2 separate regions of the Homo sapiens genome follow, and region 2 is linked to region 1. The links are chromatin loops, found by intact Hi-C in ENCODE. Cell type or tissue: gastrocnemius medialis. All regions are shown on one strand.

Region 1 (2,500 bases):
TTTAGTCAGGATTCATTTGCCCCATAGCTAAAAGGATGCTTTGATGATGCAGTTTAATGCGTGTTCCTGGGTTTAGGCTCAGGCTTGGGGTGGTCTAAATCTCAGCTCTGCCCTCACCAGTTGAATGATGTGTTAGATGCTTCATCTCTAGGAGCCCCAGTGGCCAAAGAGAAATGTGCTTATTATTAAATAATCTCTACCTCTCTAGGTTCCTGTAAGAGTGGAGTAAAAGAACATGAGTGATATGCTTAGCCGAGTGTCTGGCACATAGTAGGAGGCAATAAATGCTAACTCCACTTGCTCCTTTCTCCTCTCCAGCAAGATTCCCAGCTCAAATTTCTACCAGAAGCCTCACAGATGGGTTTTTTTTTTTCAGCAGAGGCAGGATGCTATTACAATGCAAGTACTTCCTCTGGAGAGAAAAGGGACTTTCAAGTTCTTCTCTGGTCTTCTTTTTCTTTTACTTCTCAGTTAAAAGACCAGAAACCTGTAGTTGTAGTTAAAACCACAGATTCTTGCAGCTGGATAATTCTATGAGATCACTTGTTCTCACCCTTTGTTTTAAAGAGATGGAGGCCGGGCACAATGGCTCACGCCTATAATCCCAGCATTTTGGGAGGCTGAGGAAGACGGATCATTTGAGGTCAGGAGTTCGAGACCAGCCTGGCTAACATGGTGAAACCCTGTCTCTATTAAAAATACAAAAATTAGCCAAGCATAGTGGCTCATGCCTGTAGTCCCAGCTACTCAGGAGGCTGAGGCAGGAGAATCACTAAAACCTGGAGGTTGCAGTGAGCTGAGATCAGCCCACTGCACTCCAGTCTGGGCAACAGAGCAAGACTCTGTCACACACACACACACACACACACACACACACACACACACACACACACGGATAGAAACTAAGCCTCAGCAAAGTTTAAATTTCCCCGAGCTGTTCAACTGCAGGGGTAGAAAATGCATTATCTACTTCTGATTCATTGCATATTTTATACCAAGGACCTGAGTTTCAAATTGAAAGTGAGAAATTATGTCCCTGGGCTGATGATAATTAATAATAGTTAAAGCTTATTTCATCTTCATTGGGTAATAGGGCCTATGTTGAGGACTTACACGCATTATTGTATTTAGTACTCATGAAAGATGTAGTTACTAGTATTATTTGCACTTTATACACGAGCAGTTGGAGGCACTGCAAGGTAAAATCCTTTTCCCAAGGTCACATGTAATTTTGCAGTAGAACTGAGACTCAAACTCACTAAGCTCTCCCAGCTGCTAGTCTTGAGGAGAACACACAGGAGGTGGTAGTGAGGCAGCATGATGTGGCAGAAAGCACTGGCATCAGTTTCCTGGCCCTGGGCTCTCTCCTCACGTGATTCTCAGTCTGTAATGGGAGAGTGATGGGCTTGTCCTAGACAACTGGTGTGGGCAGGCTCATGAGACATGAGAAGTGCTGAGCAGAGTGCCATTTAAGTGCCAGTTACTGTTGTCCCTGTCACTTGCAGGAGGAGGGTGGCCAGAAAGCTGAGGGAAGAGAGCCCTGCTATGCTGGCCGGCAGACAAGAGGCAAGGCATGAAAACACCAAACTAAGGGAACTGGGCCCTATATCAGGAGGGTACAAATGGGAGGGAGGTTGGCAGAATTGCTAAGGAGTCACCAAGAAGGGAAGGGGCCTTATTTCATGCTTCCTGGGACAGACCCTGCAGGCCACAGACAGGGGTGGAACATGCATATTCCTCTTTCTGTCCTTCCTATTTCTCTTCCTGGCCTACACAGAGCATTTTTAGATTTAAAAGCCTTTTGATTATGTCTAACAGCCTATATGCCAAATTTAATTGTCTGGGTAAAGTTGATCTCCTACTGGGCTTTAGAAAAAATGTTCAGGCACTTGGTACCCTAAAGTAAGACAAATGTATGCAGAAAGAAATTTTCAATGATTATCCACATTTCTCTTATTCTTTTAATTGAATCAGACTAGTCCCAGCTACTCGGGAGGCTGAGGCAGGAGGATCGCTTCAGCCCAGGAGTTTGGAAGTTTGAAGCTGTTGTGTGCTATGATCGCACCTGTGAATAGCCACTGAACTCCAGCCTGGGCAACATAGTGAGTCCTTTTCTCTTAAAAAAAAAATTCCTCTTTCACCTTGAGTTATTCCAAAAATTATTCCTTTTTCACCTATATCTTGAGTCATCCCAAGTCTTTCAGGCAGCACAGGAGCTCAAGGGGACAAGATAACAAAGGATTCCGGGAAAGATTGTAAAGGGTGAATGGGGTGGGAAAATGATTTTCAGGACAAGGGAGACTACTGAAACTCTTGCACTTGACAAAGCAGTCTGGCCTGTTTAATTATCCTCTGTTAGAAATATTTATGCAATGAAGGAAAATGATGACATTCCAACTCCTTCAAGAGAATGTAAACAAAAACCAGGGGATTCCTCAAAGCTTGCTCCCACCCAGCACTTCCTGGGCAGCTCTGTCTTCAGGTCTCCGCGGTGTTTACT
Region 2 (2,500 bases), 250 kb after region 1:
TCACACTTGGCCCAAAATTCAGATAACAGCTCCCAAAAGGTGCTATCAGGAGTGACAGTGATAGCAAACCCATACAACATGCCATAAACCCGCTTACTCTCTGTGCACATAAAAAACATGACTAACCAATTGTGATAGTTTTGCACATTAACTCCAGATGCAACCTTAAAACCGCTCTCAACACTGCCTCCCAGACTGCCACTCTCTGTTAATAGGTTGGCCTGTGAGTGGAAACCCCTTTACAGTCCCTGAGCCAGTGGAAGATGGCTGCAAGGAGGCACGGGTCCTAAAACATAATAATGCATCTTCCACATAAATGAAAGTCTAGCACTTACAAAGTGTTTCCATAGCTTTAGATTTTATCACTTCCATTTGAATAAATGTATTACCAATAAATTTTTAAGGAGGACTAAGAAGATTACATCTTTTGTACTTTGAGATTCTTTTAAGGAAGTTTCTATAAGAATTTTTACTATTCTGCAAATATAGTACCAGATAATTGAAAATTACCATACAAGGCTTATATGGCCATATTAGAGTATTTCTATGAATACTGATGCCTAAAAGTGTGAGAAATCCATGAAAAATATGCCTGAGAGCCATTTTAAACAAATATAGGCAAAAATAAGGGCCCCGATAATTAATATAGTTTTAGCTATAATTTATCACCACTAAACCCAATATTAGGGGTTTTGTGTGTTATATTTGCCTCCAAATTGAAAATAAATTGTTTATGGATAGGAAGATTTCATTGAATCTGTGTTTCCTAACATTAGCAGAATTTTGATTCTCCAACTATTCACACCAGTTCCTGAATGAATTATTTTACTTTACATGGTTTCTGGTCAAGATATGTACAGAGAATTGGGCCTTTCACTCCCAATCATTGCTAGACTGGGTTCCAGTTTTCTAAACTGTGAACAAACCCCAGAGGGCAGTTGTGAAGATTAAAAGAGGTAAGTCAAGAGCTTTGAAGAGTGCCATAGCAAGGTGTGCTCAACACGTTAGCTAAGATAAAATATTGTGATGGTGATGATGAAGATTTTTCTCTCTTTTTTCCCTTAGCAATTTTCTCACTACTGCCATTTCTCGCCATTGTAGTAACATGGAATAACTACTACTAAGCGACTATTAAATATCTGCTTTTCAATTCCTGACTACTGATTGATTTATTGATTTACTTTGAAGGAGAATGTGGTTATCAGCCTAACCTGCATTTACTCTGGACAACCACAGTTTATTTTACTCACGATTGCCTCATTGCAGTTGCAGGATTGAGACTATAAACCTTCTCAATTCCTGGTGCCAGAGAATGCGTAAGGAATTCTGGCCAATGAGTCACACAGCTGCTCTGTTGTTTCTAATTTGGCTGCCAGGATCAAGTTGCTTCTCAAAGAAACTTTAATAACTTTTCTTTCCAAAACGTTAATCTTCATCATCTCATGGCTTAAGTGTTTAATGATTACTTCATAAACAATTTTCATACTTCCCCACGGTTACTCGCAAAGTTATCCAGCTATTTTATGTTTATCCCCTTTTTCAATCTGCTTAACATTTAAAAAAAAATTGTGAAGCTGAGCGTATGGTGAAAACGAACTAGCAAAAAACTAGGAAGCTGTAATAAAGACATATTTTTCCAAAGATAGCCTTTTTCTAGGATTTTCAAGGGAATCTGTTTTTTTTTTTTCCTTTAAAGTTGCAAGGTTGAAGATAAATCTCTTTTGCTCCATTTGTAGTAAGTCACTAAGGTAGGTGATAGTGAAATGTTGTCTTTGTAGTACTAACTCTGGAGAAAATAGGAAGGTTCTGGGCACAGAACGAGTGAGAGGGACTTTTCCTCCCTGTCATGGGGAGACTAGGTCATTCCAATTAACCTTCCCTCTAAAGATCCATAGAAAACCAGATTAAACAACAACACTATTTGCCTCATAACATCAGATCATTAAGAACAGAGAAGTGTCAGGCCAGGGAAAGAGAAAGGACAAGCCCAGAATTTGGGGCCCCTTCTGTGCTGGGGAGGAGTGAGAGGCTAAGCAGAGAACACTGAGAGTCTCCAAGGAGAGCAGGGCCCACAGGGTGTGGGGACCCTGGTAATCCATCCTGTACATAGGAGTGGGGCCCTGAAGAATGGCATTAGAAGTGAAGAGGGATTAGAAGTTGGTCACCACTCCCACCAATTGCAACTCAGCTTCTAGGGATCTTGACCATCTTAACAAATGTGAAAGAAACACTTTTAGTAAAAAAAATGGAAAGAGTTTATCACCAGAAGACCGGTACTAAAGGAAATTGTAAAAGTGGTCTTCCAATAGAATGAAAAGGATTTGTGATGAAAGGCACAGCAATGGAGGAAGTAATAGAATGCAACGTAAGTGGTAAATATGGTAATATATGATTAAATCTAGTGGGAAATTCCCTGCTTGCAAATCTGTAGTGACAGAAAGTAAATTACCAGTTCCCAGGGGCTAGGCAGGAGAGAGGCTGGTGACTGTTAAAAAGCAAA

Evidence for each region. Hi-C counts contacts between places; a loop is a spot of excess contacts. Peaks named below come from ENCODE experiments on the same cell type or tissue, not always from the same donor. Only the 100,000 strongest peaks of a DNase experiment are listed, where the experiment ranks them.
Region 2: it touches region 1 in a loop (2.7-fold over the local background); 39 of 110 quality-filtered maps call a loop at or near these places.

Annotation. Positions count from the first base shown.
Region 1 is chr12:29,544,784-29,547,283 of GRCh38, forward strand. All of the region lies in intron 10 of TMTC1 (transmembrane O-mannosyltransferase targeting cadherins 1), which reads right to left. All of the region lies in intron 5 of LOC105369714 (a long non-coding RNA gene), which reads left to right. Among named protein-coding and RNA genes, the nearest start is that of OVCH1, 48 kb to the left of the region's middle. In gastrocnemius medialis, no CTCF peak of the experiment used is centred here; a DNase peak (open chromatin) is centred at 1,398; H3K27ac peaks cover 1,539 bases.
Region 2 is chr12:29,795,732-29,798,231 of GRCh38, forward strand. No RefSeq gene overlaps it. Among named protein-coding and RNA genes, the nearest start is that of TMTC1, 13 kb to the left of the region's middle. RefSeq lists an enhancer at 1-216. In gastrocnemius medialis, a CTCF peak has its summit at 1,231; a DNase peak (open chromatin) is centred at 1,330; H3K4me3 peaks cover 292 bases; H3K27ac peaks cover 1,192 bases.